Regions from separate parts of the Mus musculus genome. Here region 2 is linked to region 1. Evidence: chromatin loops called from intact Hi-C (ENCODE). Cell type or tissue: gastrocnemius. All regions are shown on one strand. Links, peaks and the distances in the headings refer to the core of each region. The heading gives the core; the rest is flanking DNA. Region 1 has its middle 46 kb from the start of Lig4. Region 2 overlaps Fam155a (family with sequence similarity 155, member A).

The links. Hi-C counts contacts between places; a loop is a spot of excess contacts. Peaks named below come from ENCODE experiments on the same cell type or tissue, not always from the same donor. Only the 100,000 strongest peaks of a DNase experiment are listed, where the experiment ranks them.
Region 2: a loop joins it to region 1, with 4 times the contacts of the local background. A loop is called at or near these places in 15 of 42 quality-filtered maps.

Annotation. Positions count from the first base shown.
Region 1 is chr8:9,925,739-9,934,079 of GRCm38, forward strand. No RefSeq gene overlaps it. Among named protein-coding and RNA genes, the nearest start is that of Lig4, 46 kb to the right of the region's middle. In gastrocnemius, for the core only: no CTCF peak of the experiment used is centred there; DNase peaks (open chromatin) are centred at 4,521 and 7,185.
Region 2 is chr8:9,345,404-9,353,744 of GRCm38, forward strand. All of the region lies in intron 1 of Fam155a (family with sequence similarity 155, member A), which reads right to left. Among named protein-coding and RNA genes, the nearest start is that of Gm39128, 180 kb to the left of the region's middle. In gastrocnemius, for the core only: a CTCF peak has its summit at 3,564 (motif pointing right); a DNase peak (open chromatin) is centred at 3,563.

The DNA.
Region 1 (8,341 bases), core at 43-8,042:
TTTAACTTACAATCACTAAGGCAACCAAGGCATCATAGGACTACAATAGTCCAAACCCAAGACCAAAGCATCCCAGGCTGTGGCCCCACTTCATGGTGATGTGGGGTTAGAATAATACAGTAGGCACAGAGACCTAAGGCAGGCTCCCATAGTTGGTTACTTCTTGTTCCCAGAAGACTGAGGAGAATCAACGGGCAGGCACAGGGTCAATACCTAGACATGGCGATAAACACAAGGAGAAGTCCCAAGGACCCTTTTATACAGAGAAACCCTGTCTCGGAAAAAAAAAAAAATACCCAAGCTAGCCTGCATCGAAAGGACTTCCAGTCTTAGGCTTCTCACATGCTGACAGTATAAAGTTTCCCTTTCTCTGTAACTTGCTCTTCCATCTTTCTAGATGTTCTTTCTTTGTGCCAGGGAACAAACTCAGGAATCCCTTAGACCACTACCATTATCTGCCTTGCAGGAATGGTGCTAGGGATTTGCCTTGCTACCTACTAGATGTTTCCTGACCAAGTGTGAACATTTGGTGCACACGTAGAAACATCGAAGTGAACACCAATGGCAGATACAATTAACACCATATCCATAAAACAGATAGCTGTGGAGTAAGGCATTAACTTGTGTTGAGCTTAGGTCATCAGCAATAAGCTTTACCCCAGCCTTATCCAGCTCATCTCTCATTAACAGTCTAAATTCAGTGAACCCATGAACCCCTTTAGTACCCAGCTCACCTATAGATATTCTAACCTCCTTACACCTCAAAAATCAAGGCTCTTTATCTGTGCACCTGCTATCACCACACTGTTCCCTGGAAGCCTTCCAAGCAACCACTGCTTATACATGCTGTCTTCTAATGTGCACCTACAGCCATGAGTTCCTGAACCTAGAACAGGCTGTTTCTGCTCATCTGCTATTTGCAAATCACCAAAACAGATTAATACTGAAATTGTCTGTTTATGAAATCTGCCACCTCCACTGGGTTATAAGATATTTGAATTATTTCTGATATTTGTAATATGTATATATAATAAATCAGGAGATAATCTGAGGTTATTAAATGTAAGAATATATTAAAGATGGGTAGGCTGTGCATTTTGTCCTTTGATTTTAATTCTGCCCCCACAGCATCTTGCTTAGTTCCAGTGGACAGCAGGACTTTCATATATTAACACATTTGACATGAATAATGAGCTGTATTATAATAGGGTAAAATTATATGAATAATTAAAGTTTCAGTCAAGGTCTATAATAGAGAACATGGCTTTCTTCCACTTAGAAAGGGCACAGAATACTTGCTAAATGGCAAGACTGACGACTTGTTAATACCCTAGGAAAAGTGTGGCCATTAACACTTGTCTATTTTGCCTCCCATGGAAGGTCTGTGTCCACTGAGCCTTAATATGTTGGCTCATGAAATCCAATTCTCTTGTTGCTTTGTGTTTACTTATTAGATGTTCATTAGCACTGATAGCCACAAGTCTGGTTTGATGATCCACACGATGGAAGGCGTAGTTCCTTCTCTAAAACTGTAGAATCTTAGAGAGAGAGAATAGGGGTGACTTCATGAGTATGTATAGAACAAATAAAATGTGTCCTTACTGGAGGCTGAAAGCCAAGGCAAAGACTGACACTTCCACTCCATTAAATAGCAATACTCTAATGGTCAGAGGAGAATGTCTCCTAAAAATAAATGCCTAAAATAATGATTATTATTGGTGAAGTCCTAAGATCATAAGACATAATAAATGTTGGAAATAGGATTGAATAAAGTCACTGAAGCAGGGGACCTGTGTGCCAACACATTACCCTTGTGTTAGCTGGAATTTGACATAACAGGATAATCTCTTCTCTAAGTATAATTTATAGACCTCAGAATCCATTTACAGAAAATCTATAAAGTTCCCTCCAGGTTACAGTGATAGATAACTATTACTAAGGAAACCAAGGAGTGTTTCCCACACTGACCTCTCACTCCACATTTTCCCCACATTGTACTTCTGGAGTACACATTTCTTGAGGCTGATCGGTGTAAGCACCCACACTGAAGTGCATACCATAAGTGAGAAGTCTCTACAGATCAGTCATGTCAAAGGAAAAACAGGGTCTTAAGAGATGAATTTTAAACTGTAGTCACTTTGATTTCCTATCTAAAGGCAGTTTTTTTTTCATCCAAGGACTAAACTGCATGATGTTTATGGTAAAGGGTCATGCATGGCCTGTCCTCGGGTATCATTCACCCAGATACTCTATGCTTTAAAGGAACCTTTATATTTGGGACAATAGCCTTGTAGAAGCTTGTGGCACAGTTAGTGCCTAGTGTCTACCTTGAAATAGCAGATATTCTTTAACATCTGGAGTGTGTGGTCACTTGCTTATGAGAGTGTATTGCTTTGCAATATTATCACAATCTATCATGATTATCTCTCAGACTTGTGGCCTTGAGCTAGGTGCTCTGTATCTGGCTCCTTTATCTGATTTCTGTAAATGACCCACAGTCAGGACTCCACGTGGTTAAAAGGTATCACTGCAAGAGAATCTAAATTTATCTAGTTGAGACAGAACTCACTGAGGACACAGAAAAAAGAAAGCATACACATAAATAAACTTAACTAACAAATAAATAAATTAGAACTTAAGTGAAAGTGACAGTTTATATAATACTTGGTGATACATAATGGAATTGAAATCTTTCTGAGGAATCAACAACTTGGAGGTGACAGAAAGGACACATATTTCCAGAACGGCGTCCCTCTTTTACTTTCACTTCAGCATTTCAAAAAGTAAGCACCTTAAAAATGCGTCCCCCATGGAAGGATGTAAATGCCACATGGCAGAATGTCATCCTCATTCTGCATAGCCTATGGTTGGATTATTCTGACTCAAATGGAACTTCCCTCAATGTGCTGGAAAGGTATGAAGGCGTAACTTTCAAACAGACCAATGAAGAGAATCTTGTGCAATCAAAAAACACTGATGAGTGAGCATACATTCAGTGCTGCTGTGTAGTCTAGGTGTGTGCATGTGCACACATGAGTGTATGCATGGGTGTGCATATGCATGCGTGTGCACACACATACATGTGCATGTTTGTGTGTGTGTGTGTGTTTATTTAATTCTACTGGAATGGATATTGTGCCTGTATGCAGGTCTGTGCATCTCATAAACGCCTGCTGCTCATGAAGGGTATTCTTCTAGAGTGTGGAATTCTCTGAAACTGGAGATCGTGAGCCATCATGTGGATGCTAGGAATTGATCCAAACTTCCCTGAAAGAGCAACAAGTGCTCCTAACCACTGAGCAATCTCTCTAGCTTCTGGGGCGGTTTTTTTTTTTTTTTTTAATTTGAAATTGTAAGGAGAACGTTCATAGAAAAAAAAAAAAGTAACATTGTACCACCTAAGAAATGATTGTTAAAATAAAAAGGAAAAACAGTCAGTAAACAAATAAAACAAAAATGATTCCCATGTGAAAAAAAAAAGGTTATAAGGGACCTAACACAACATAAAGAAAGGAGTCTAATGAAGGGCAATGGGAATATTGAACAAATCACATAAAACAGAGCATCCCCTGGATCCTCAGTATCCAGCGGATCAGCAGAGGTCCTGGGGCCTGCGAGATGCTCGGCAGGTAAAGAGATGTGCTGCCAAGCCCAGCGCGCGGAGTTACACACACACACACACACACACACACACACACACACACATGCACACGCACACGCACACACACACACACGCGCGCACACACACACACGTACAAAAACATAGATCTCAGCCCTGGTAGTCATCTCCTTTCTGGAGCTATGAAATGGGGGCATTGGAGCCTGGGGAGGCTAAGGAAAGTCTCCAGCTATGTGAAGATGGGTTGGGACAGTCACGGAGCATGGAGAGTAATGCCAGGGACAGCCTGAAACAAACACCAGGTAGGGTGAAGCCCTGGGAATGACACAGCCTGGGTGCACTAGAGCCAGGACCTGAGGCTCCTCCATGCCACACTTCTACCCATCAAATCCAATACTGCCTTCAAGTGAGTCTTCCTTAACTTAAAATACAAAATATTCTAAGGAATGCGCATGAAAGCCGATATTTTCTCAAACCATTTCCTTTTTTTTCTCTCTTTTTTAAAAAAAAATATCTTACAGACTGCTTTAGAGTCATCCACAGACAGCTCCAAATTATGGAAATCCGCAGTTATAAAACAGGAAGAAACTCCTCTACTTATAAATAATTCATGATGGGACTCCACTGCATTATAATCTACCCCGGTATATTTTAAGTGGAAACTGAGTTATAAACGATGTCTATTCTCTTAATGTACTAGCCTTTGACTCTGAGGATCCCACAGTGAGTGAAGTTTTTTTATATGAATTGTCTCCCTCAATCTAGGAAAGCGAACACAGCTGGTGTGGGCCAGGAGGATGCTTTTAGGAGCTGACGTCCATCCTCAGCCAGATGACACTAATACTGGCTGGCTTTGCCGTCTTCCACAGTCATGCCGGTGGCATATGTCCAGGGTACCACTCACTTGTCACCCTGTCTCCTACACTGCAAACCCCACACACTGTCTGGCGACCACACAGGTTCTGCAGCCTCGCTGCCAAGTGAGTTTTGGACTTCTCGGGAGACAGATTGAGCTTAAAAGTGCCCACACGTACTGAAGCTACAACATTTGGGAGGGAATTTAAACACGTGGAGTCTTTGGTTTAACATGAGAAAGTGGGAATAATAAACACCCACATGCTCTAAGTGGTGAACAAGAAGACTCTCTGCATCCGATTACTATTCTATAGCCCTGTCTGAGCCGCATCAGTCCTTCTTTTCCCCTATTCTGCTAATTTATAAGCCTGATCATCTATTTCCCAAGTGTAAAATCTCTCAAGGACTCCTTAAAGAATACAGATTAGTCCTTGGATCAGGGTTTTCAAGCCTGTGCATGCCCTGGCCTAACCCCTGACTCACTTCTGCTCTCTTGGCCATCTAGAAATGTCAGATGCACCCATGGCTACAAAGCACAGATCCCAACTTAAACAGCCCAATATTTCCTAAATACAACTGAACTTCAGTACCCAGGCACTGTTCTCAGAGTGCATACATAGGCTACTTCCTCTGTCCCCTCTGATTGATGTAAATCTTCTCAAAGCCCCAGCTTGGTTTTGCAATTCAGGACTGTCATTTTCAAGAAACACGGAGTCATCCTTTGAAATGTGAGCATCAGGAAAGCAGCCCTGCATCTATCAATGCCTCTTTAACATGCCCTTCTATGTTTACCACAGACCCCCGGAGTATGTTTTAAAAATAAGATACAGAACAGTTTAGTATAATAGTTGCAGAAACACAAAAAACAAAGGCAAAAGATGCAAGATGAATTCATGAGTATTGAGAACTGTATTAGTTTCTTCTGTATCGTTGTGATCAAAACACCAAATGAGAACACTTTATCAAAAAGTGATTTCCGCAGTGTCTCACAAGCAGCTATGGCAGCTTGGACTCATGCACTTGAGCAAAATGCAATGGTGGCATGTGTGCAAAAAAGAAGCAGCCCTCTACCTCATGGAGGACAGAAGGCAGAAAGAGGAAAGATGGGCCATGTGTGAGCTCTGCAATTATCTCTACCAGTCACCTACTTCCTCCAGGTAAGAACTTATATTAGCAAGGATTTTCTAGAGAAACAATTTATAGAGTAGATATATAGATAGATATATAGATAGATAGATAGATAGATACATTAATAATTCGTAGATACATGGCTACCTAGATGATTTAGATTAGATAGAGATAAAGGATTTATTAGAATGGCTTACAGGTTTTGGTCCAGCTAGTCGAACAATGGCTGCCAAACAATGGAAGGACCAAGTATTCAAGGCTGGATGGCTTTCCTGGTTTTTAGTATCCATCAGAATCCCAAAGAAGTAAGCTTTAATGCTAGTGAAGGAATGGAGTTGCTGGCCAGAGTGAGGGCAAACAGGCAAAGAGAAAGAAAGCAGGCTTCTTTCTTTTAATCTCCTTTATATAGGCTTCTAGCAGAAGGTATAGTTCAGATCAAAGATGGATCTTCACAACTCAAAGATGTAGATAAGAAGTGGATCTCCCCACTTCAAATGACTTAATGAAGAAAAAAAATCTCTCACAGGTTCACCCAGCCATTTCGGTTTTAGTTAATTCCAGGTGTAGTCAAGTTGACAACCAAAAACATCCATCATGGGGTCCACCTCCTTAAGCTTCACCATCTCCCTCAATAGTGCCAGCAGCAAAAGGGCAGCTGCCTCACACATGAGCCAGAGTGGGAATTGTAGGCAAACCACAGGCAAAGGTCTGGGGACATGTCACAAGGGAAAAATGTACTTATTCAAACTTCATAGGTCTTGAATCTGGGTGGAATCTTCCAGGAGTCTGATAGTAAATTACCCAGATGTCCCACTAACCACTGCTTGTTTGCAAGTTTTGACTTAGTAAGGGAACTGCCTCTCAAAGTCTGTCTTCAGGAGAAATTAAAGATAAGTATTTTTTCAGTTAAGCATTTTTTTTGATTTTTTTTAAAAATAATTAAAATTCTACCTGAAGATCTTTGTTTCTCCAAAAATTAATCAGGCTTCTGTATGAAAAATTATCTTTTTATTTATGTATTTCCATCCTCAGTCATTTATGCACATCTAGCATGATGCTAAGTATCTATTTTACACTTTATGTTCTATGATTCCAACTGCCCCAGCCTTGGAATTGACTGTCCTTTGTGTTTTCTCCATTGTCCTTTGGATGTGGCCCCGTTGCTGTGGGTCTCTCTGATACCCTCATGCACCATTTTAGTTAGAGTTTTACTGCTGTGAACAGACACCATGACCAAGACATCTCTTATAAAGGACAACATTATATTTAATTGGGGCTGGCTTACAGATTCAGAGGTTCAACCCATTATCATCAAGATGGGAGCATGGCAGTGTCCAGGCAGGCATGGTGTAGGAGAATCTGAGAGTCCTATATCTTGTTCTCAGGGAAAATAGGAGAATACTGATTTCTGGGCAGGTAGGATGCTAAAGCCCATGCCCACAATGACATACCTACTCTGACAAGGCTACACCTCCTAATAGTGCCACTCCCTGGGCCAGCATATTCAAACCACCACATGCACTTACTCTGCTTCTCCAATAGATGCTCCACCTATTTCCTGCACTGATCCTGGAATTGGCCATTTTCCCAGAAGCCCTTAGCTCCTCTTGTTGGCAACAAGAATTGAAACTAGCTATGCTCTGTGGTGCTGGGACACACTAATTCTCTTATGCCCTCTGAGCTGACAGAGCAAAGAAGTATGCAGCTCTAGTGGGGGTGAGATAGTTCTCTCTTTAGCTTGTGAATTGAGAATAGTTTAATGTTTTGACACTTTCAGAGTTGTGGTCTCTTCTGTCTTGCACACTTCTCAGGGCCTGGCCCTCAAGCTCTCAGATGGCACCGCTGAGAGTCCATGATGTCTATCAGATCCTTCCTTCCTTCATGACAGCTCGTTTCTCTAGTGCTTAGGAAAGTCCCACCTACTCCTCAAACTGAATCTCTTGGACAGTAAAGGCTGAGGGAGGACAAGTGACTCAGACTGCCTAGGTCCTCTCTCCAAGCCCTAGCTGGATTGATTAACAATCTAAATCAAATGTTGCATCCTGACTGCTCTGAGACAGTCTGAAGCAGTGCCCAGCTGTTCCATTCTGATGGGGATTTTAAGCCTTTTGTCCAGCTTTATTTCAAAACCACTAAATGCTGCAGGGGAGCATAGAGTGTAGAATGGCAGGGTCCACACAATGCAGTTGGTTGCTCTCAGGCATTGTTGACCTTCAAGTTCAGTGGCCGGGGTAGATTTCCACTGCTGCTCAGGGTTGCTGTCTTGGCATTTATTTTAGCAGGGAGGTTACCTTACAGGGAGCTTAGAGAATGCTTTAAAATGCCGTGTTTTACATCTAGGATCGGAGACATTTGCTCTGCTAGATACCACCCATCATAGCGAAAATCAGAAACCCCAGCAAGGTGATCTTAAAGCCCACTTTGAGTACCTTATTAATCTGGCTTTAATTGCTCCAGGATGCATTTTCATTCTTAACACAATTCTGTTAGAACAAAACAACAACTGCTTCTTAATAGTCCGTGCCAGCCTTTCCAACTGCCTGCCTGAATGACTTGAAGAGGATCTTTGGTCAGAGTTGGATGCAGAAGAATTTCAAGCTTAGCTTTGTGTTTCTTTTAATCTATTCTAGTCCCTCCCTTTTTTAAAAAATTAGAAATAAAAGTGGTTCATTTCCCATGCAAGAACCCTCTTGGAACAGTAACCAAAAGGGTAAAACGGTGACATGAATACTTTGGCGA
Region 2 (8,341 bases), core at 330-8,329, 580 kb before region 1:
TCTCAAGGTAGTGGGGGAACTATGTGTGATCGCCCACTCCGGTGTCCGATGCTGCCTCCCAGGCATGAAAGAGGAGTGCGAGCTGCATGTGTTGGCTTGTGCATTAGTATTCATTTTGGTATGATTACCAAACATGTGTTGTTTCAGATTCATGCTAATAAACCTGTGTCTCTATACCTTTCCATCTTCTGAATATCACACTCCCTCCACGGAGGCCTGTTGTCAGATACTAAAAACTACAATGGTGTGCCTTCACCAAGAGAACTGACCATGGGAGGTTCCTATCTCAATAAACATCACCCATGATTTTAATTCGCTCACTTGCACATTAAGGAGTGACTTACAACCCTTAGTCAGTTCTGTTTCTGTCATGATAAAACTTGCTTTTGTGAAATTCAAAGTCATTTTCGCTATGGGCGCAAGGGGAAAATTGATTTTTAAAGTTGAGGGCCACGAGTATGATCATGCTATTGTGGAGATGTGCAAATTTGCAAGTGGCTTGTGGCAACATGCAAGAGACAATTGCAGTTAGTTGCCTGGTAACTGAAGTTACTGCTTCCGTGGTGACTATGTGCCACCAGTAAGGAGAGAAGAAACAGAGGGACTTGTGTGCACTCCTATGTCAACACACTACTCTTAAAGTAAAAGCAATCAGAATTCAGAGAAAATGTACATAGAGAGGTTAGTCATGGCAGGCAAGGTGCTATCCTGAAGTATAAGTGAGATTCTAAATGGAACTGAGTCTCAACTAAGCCAAGGTGCTTACATCTCGTAAGAAACCAGATAATGTGCTTCTTCACTTCAATATAAAACCCACTGCAGCTATCCAATCCACTTGTGGAAAAACTGCTAATGAGAGAGATATCACACCCTTTCACACTGAGAAAACTGCTGGAGGCTTAGTCGCAATCTACCAAGATCAGCTAATCTTTCTGTTTTTTAGAGTATGGAAATTTCCAGCCCAAGAAAAGTGAAGAGAATTCTGTGTGAATCCTCATGGACCTACCACCTGGCTCACCTCACACCACCTGACATTTGCTCCAGATCCTGTACACCTCTGAGTTATTTTGAACATCAGCTTATATATAAATAACACTGTTTTTTGTAAAAAAAAAAAAAGTATTTTGACACATTTTATTATTTTTTTAAAGTAAGCTCAAAAATTCATTAGCAGAAATTCTGTCAAGTTGCATAGCTCATGAATAAATGGGTGAGGTAAATTATGGGTCTTTGGGATTTCTTGTTATTAGAATGTGATCCATCGACACTGAATGATCAACCAAAGACAAGTCTGTTGATATGTGATAAGAGACTCTGATCATGGCATTCACATGATCATGAAAAAAAAATGGCTCTATTTGATTCCTAGAATTTTCACGTTAGGAGCAAAATACCAGTCTTTGGCTTAATGCTGCACAAATATGTTGTGTCTTAGCTCAGTGGGGAGGAAGCCTGAAAGTAAGGAGTTGCTAAGGCTGCCGTCCTGGCTTCCTCCTCCTGTCCGTCACCTGTAGGGTCAAATCTCTGTCTCAGCTTCTGCTGGCAACCAGAAGTCTTTACTGTCCTTGGCTTGCAACTACATCAGCTTTTGCTGTCTCGTCACAATTTTCTGTTCTTATTTGGACATCAGCAAAAGGAGATTGGAGCTTTTCTTAATGACCTTACACCAACTGAATTATCTACAAGGACTTTATCTCCAAATGAGGTTTCACATTCTGGGGATCAATGACTCAATGCACCCGTTTGGGAAAACACAATTCAGCCAAAACCAATGTGTTCCAGGCCTGTGTCACCATGCTTCTATTAGACTTTCCTGAGCTTAAACCTACATTGAAACTGTTTTTTGAAAGTCTGGCTCTGCCTTGGACTGAGCAGTCCTGTCCCGAGCCACTTTCCTGAAAGAATGTTAAGCATTCCAGCCTCACCTGCCCAATGTTCAGCTGGGCTGAACTAAGGTGGGACTAAGTGTTCTGTACAAACATTCCGTATGGGTACATTGCATCTACATTCACCTTCCGTGACCATCCCTGACTGTCCATTTAGACACATAGGATTGGGTACTAAGGGTTCTGATATGCAGACACACTAAACTGCTGTGTTCTCGCCACCCAATACAGCCAGTTCTGTGGCATGTGGGCCCAATGCTCCAACATGTTTTGAACAACAACAAAAAGGAGTTTAAATAGTGAAATGGGTTTGAAGCAAAAAAGCCAGAATTTCTTTCCACAGAGGTAAAGGAGCTTACCTTTCATATGGAAATGAGGCCAGGCACAATCTGTCACAAGATTCCTGCTGCCTGACAGCCTGACCTTGGAGAGTGTCATTTTAGCATTCAAACAGAATGGAGGTGCCTTTCATCATTCGTGAATTATAGGACTTTATTTCTTTCTATCTTTGCCCCACAGAAAGACGGGTAGCAAGTTTATTTGGAAAGGTCTCCCCAAACATATCATAGTGCTTATGGATTTAATGGACAAGTTTGAAACGGTACAAAGGCGCACACTGCACTATGCCTTCCCTACAGTCTGCCTGCACTGGGGAACCATGACTAGGTACTTGCCTCTTAGCTCCTCATCTCTGCCATTCAGTCACCAGCTCAGTGCGTGCCTGGCTTTCCTACAGGCAGCTGTGAAGGTTTGTTGTGGTTTGTTTGCTGTTTGCTTGTATTTGTTTGTTTTGTCTAGTTTTAAAGAGAGAAAGGAGTGGAGTTGGATGAGTGGGGATGTGGGAAGGATCTGGGAGGAAATTTGATCGACACTAATGAACACAGCAAACAGGGCAGGAAACGTGAGACCCTGACTCTACACAAGGAAACCCAGCGAGCATAGTAAAGCTAAGAGCAGGAGAGGCGACCTTCCCCATGGAAGAGCGCATCAACCGGCTGCCCAGTGCCAAAGCTCATCTCTGAAAACATTCACACAAGCAACGTTATATGGACTCAACAGCTTATAATTAGAAATAGACATGTATGTATAAATACTCACATGCATTCAGTAAAAATTGGTGACATAAGAGGCCGGGAATTTGAAGGAGAGCAAGCAGGGGATGGGGGTGGGGGGAGGAGTGTTGGTGGGAGATAAAGAAAGGATAAAAGTTGTAATTAAATTATAATCTCAAAAAATCAAACAAACATAAGTATAATACCTACAAGGAATAAACTTTTAAGGATTTGTAAACGAAAAGTAGATCTGGACTTGGACTCTTGGGAGAGGAACTGGGTTAACAAAAGATGGGAGTGTGTAGAGAGGAGGAGAGGCCAGGGCAGACTGCTGATTAAGGATGGAATCGATGGAACCAGTCAGAGCACACACTTGAGGGATGGCTTGCCACTCACTCCAGTGAGAGAGGATGTCGCTCTCCAATCCTAACTCTCTGTGCTCTGCCGCTTCTCCCATAGCAGCGGGAGGATGGACCCTCACAGGAATCAACCAGATGGCTTAGTGGCATTTCTTCTAGACAGGTCCAATTAAAGCATCTATCTCTCCAAATGCCCAAGACTCAGCCCTTTGACCATAGAAGGGACTATTCGCCTGTCACTCTGAGCCTCAGCATGGTCTCTGAAATAGCCACCAGGGGGCAGCATGACCATCTCTGACCCTGACCCCATCCAAGGTAAAATTTTCGTCTGACTCTTCATGTGTGGTTTTAACTGAGAAGAGCCAGCTTCATCTGCTAAGCACAGAAGAAGGCTAAATTTATAACTCAAAAGTTTGTGTAACTACTGTATTGCATTTTTCATTCATAAAATATTTGTAAAACCTATCCCATGCACTCAATACATTTAATATTGTGGTTAAGATACTTTAAAATGGGACAGATTTTCCTCTTGTCCTCTAACGCTTCCTTATTTGAGTTGTCTTTTTCTGGATGAGGTGATTAAATTATATTCAGATATTTACTTTTGTGCAACATTATTATGGCTCCCTAAAACATATATTTCTCGCACAGTTTTGTAACAAAGAGGAGTATTCATGGTGCCCTGACCTTCTGTACTGGCATCAAAACCCTGCTCTGCTCCAGCCCACAAAAACCAAGCAGCACCTCTCCAGCCATGTCTATCCCTGGCAGTCTTTGAAGAATAATCCATCTCTAAGTTCATCTGAGATCATGGGGCTGCTTTCAGGGGCAGGTTTACCTGCTACAACTGTGTAACTACACTAGAGAACATTCGGTCTGTTCCCTTAGAGTCCAACAGGGAACCGATAAACAGTGTATCAAAATTCGAAACATAATTTATCTCTTGATGTTTCCAGGTTGGATTGGAAGAGAAGCTGTATGTGAAAGCCAACAACTTCAGTAATACCCAGCAACATCAGTTTTAGAGATTCTCTAATTATCATGGGGCTCACCTTCAGGAAAACAGAGCGAGGTGCTAAGATGTGTCCTCCTCTTCTGGGCACAGATGTTGACTCTGACTCTTACTTTCCATACGTTCAGAACAGAGAAGGGGTTTTTTGCATGATGCTTTGCTAAGTTATTCCCTGAGATAATGAGACTGACAGTATCTAGATGAGAAAAGGCATCTGCCTGTTGTGCAGGCTTGACAGGAGGTACTTTTGGTAGCACCACACCACACCACACTTTCCATTGCTTTTTTAGTAACTATACTTTGTGCAGCTTCTAATCATGCATACAAATGTCATAATTTCATTTTCTTGGAAGGTATACATGTCTATAAATTAAACATATATTATTTAAATAGGATGTCACACTTACAGTCTTAACAATTATGATTCAAAGACTATAAATCAGCAAGGATTACAAGTAGCATGGGCTCTGTGATTGTGCATGTGCGTGCCAACTGGGAGGCTGGAGACAACATCCATTCCTACCCCAGCACACCATTAAATACACAAAGGCTTTCCGTGACATTTTCTATTTGGCCAAGCTAATGAAGATGCAGTGGGAATTCTTTCAATATTTCTCATGTTCTCAAAAATAACAAGGAAGCACTTGGTCACATCCCAAAGTATATCTTTTTTTTTTAATGTGTGTTAAAGAAGAAAAAGCAATCCAGAAAACATCTGTCATGGAGATAATTAGGAAATGCTTTATCTTCGGAATTCTTCCAGTTTCAGTCATTAGTTACTGGGCTCCACTTGCTATCATCAACCGGGGGGAGACAAAGAATAATGGCGATATATGGAAACCTTAGGGTGGATGTTTAAATGATTTAATTCTGCTGTTAGTACTATGGGAGGGAGAAGCAAAAATGGCTGCAAGTTTTCACAACCAAGTGGCTCATCCCTTCCGACAAACTCTTATAGAATAACTAGAGAGAAAGGCAATAGGACATTCTAGAGAAGGTCTAGAAAGGATATAGTCAATTGGAAAATATGAAGGACCTGGGGAAGGAGACAGGCAAAGCAGCTATCCTGCAGGACTTCCATGTGCTCATGAAACATATGAATCCTGCAGACACGAGGAACACTTGGATTTCACGGATAGGATTGTGTGTGTCTCCAGGGCCAGGTCAAGTAGAATTCTGCAGCTTTAGCCTCAATCTTCCTGAATTTCTCTTCCAGCAAACCAGAGCCTGTCTGAGAACAGGCACATAGCTCTTCCCCATGATCCTCTCCACCCTGTACTCCAGCCCTAAATCTCCAGGGAATCTTCAGATCACTGCAGCTCAATAATGACCTCTGTGGAGGATCATGGCAGACCTGCCTGGTAGTGGTCTCAGAAGTCCTGACACACAAAAACCCATTGAGATGACAGATATGGGACACTTTAGGCCACTGCCTTCTAGAAGAGTAGATGTCGTGATGGGCTGATGACTGCTGAGGCTAAGACAACCCTCACTTCTCATCTGATTGTTCTATGGCTTGGTTTCATGCCATCCCATTGACCTGTGCCCATTCATATCTGCCTCATCCATGGCTCTCAGTGAGTACCCGAAGAGCCAGCCTGCTTCCATCTTAGAACTAAAAGCATCTTAGAAAAAAGACAAACTAGGTTTATAATGATTGGGCCTCTCTGTTTCTCGAGGGTTGGGCTGTGCTTTGCCTGCAGTCTTCACACAGCACAGGTGTCTGTGGAACCCCCCTTCACAGCGAAGTTAGCCTTTTTCTCACTGTTCTCACTGAGGAGTTTGTCAGGCAGGATCTCTTTTCCTCAGTTCCACCTTCCCAGTCTCCTGCTTTCTTCTTCCTGAGCCTTCCTATTTTAATCAGACACGGCTTGGCATGTACCAGACAGCAAGTTCCTGGCTCCTCCCAGAGCTCAGCAAAAAACACCTTTTGTTTGATTCTCTGTGGAAACAAACAGGGGGATGATTAAAAAATAAAATAATTAAAAAACAAGAATAAAAACAGAAAAAGTTTCATTTCTTTTTTGTTTTTGTTTTTTTCTCTTTGAAGAATAAACCAAGAGGTATTTTTTTTTTTTTCCATTTTTTATTAGGTATTTAGCTCATTTACATTTCCAATGCTATACCAAAAGTCCCCCTTACCCACCCACCCCCACTCCCCTACCCACCCACTCCCCCCCTTTGGCCCTGGCGTTCCCCTGTACCGGGGCACACAAAGTCTGCGTGTCCAATGGGCCTCTCTTTCCAGTGATGGCCGACTAGGCCATCTTTTGATACATATGCAGCTAGAGTCAAGAGCTCAGGGGTACTGGTTAGTTCATAATGTTGTTCCACCTATAGGGTTGAAGATCCCTTTAGCTCCTTGGGTACTTTCTCTAGCTCCTCCATTGGGAGCCCTGTGATCCATCCATTAGCTGACTGTGAGCATCCACTTCTGTGTTTGCTAGGCCCCGGCATAGTCTCACAAGAGACAGCTACATCTGGGTCCTTTCAGTAAAATCTTGCTAGTGTATGCAATGGTGTCAGCATTTGGAAGCTGATTATGGGGTGGATCCCTGGATATGGCAGTCTCTACATGGTCCATCCTTTCATCTCAGCTCCATACTTTGTTTCTGTAACTCCTTCCATGGGTGTTTTGTTCCCACTTCTAAGGAGGGGCATAGTGTCCACACTTCAGTCTTCATTTTTCTTGAGTTTCATGTGTTTAGGAAATTGTATCTTATATCGTGGGTATCCTAGGTTTTGGGCTAGTATCCACTTATCAGTGAGTACATATTGTGTGAGTTCCTTTGTGATTGTGTTACCTCACTCAGGATGATGCTCTCCAGGTCCATCCATTTGGCTAGGAATTTCATAAATTCATTCTTTTTAATAGCTGAGTAGTACTCCATTGTGTAGATGTACCACATTTTCTGTATCCATTCCTCTGTTGAGGGGCATCTGGGTTCTTTCCAGTTTCTGGCTATTATAAATAAGGCTGCTATGAACATAGTGGAGCATGTGTCCTTCTTACCAGTTGGGGCTTCTTCTGGATATATGCCCAGGAGAGGTATTGCTGGATCCTCCGGTAGTACTATGTCCAATTTTCTGAGGAACCGCCAGACTGATTTCCAGAGTGGTTGTACAAGCCTGCAATCCCACCAACAATGGAGGAGTGTTCCTCTTTCTCCACATCCTCGCCAGCATCTGCTGTCACCTGAATTTTTGATCTTAGCCATTCTCACTGGTGTGAGGTGGAATCTCAGGGTTGTTTTGATTTGCATTTCCCTGATGATTAAGGATGTTGAACATTTTTTCAGGTGCTTCTCTGCCATTCGGTATTCCTCAGGTGAGAATTCTTTGTTCAGTTCTGAGCCCCATTTTTTAAGGGGGTTATTTGATTTTCTGAGGTCCACCTTCTTGAGTTCTTTATATATGCTGGATATTAGTCCCCTATCTGATTTAGGATAGGTAAAGATCCTTTCCCAGTCTGTTGGTGGTCTTTTTGTCTTATAGACAGTGTCTTTTGCCTTGCAGAAACTTTGGAGTTTCATTAGGTCCCATTTGTCAATTCTCGATCTTACAGCACAAGCCATTGCTGTTCTGTTCAGGAATTTTTCCCCTGTGCCCATATCTTCAAGGCTTTTCCCCACTTTCTCCTCTATAAGTTTCAGTGTCTCTGGTTTTATGTGAAGTTCCTTGATCCACTTAGATTTGACCTTAGTACAAGGAGATAAGTATGGATCGATTCGCATTCTTCTACATGATAACAACCAGTTGTGCCAGCACCAATTGTTGAAAATGCTGTCTTTCTTCCACTGGATGGTTTTGGCTCCCTTGTCGAAGATCAAGTGACCATAGGTGTGTGGGTTCATTTCTGGGTCTTCAATTCTATTCCATTGGTCCACTTGTCTGTCTCTATACCAGTACCATGCAGTTTTTATCACAATTGCTCTGTAGTAAAGCTTTAGGTCAGGCATGGTGATTCCACCAGAGGTTCTTTTATCCTTGAGAAGAGTTTTTGCTATCCTCGGTTTTTTGTTATTCCAGATG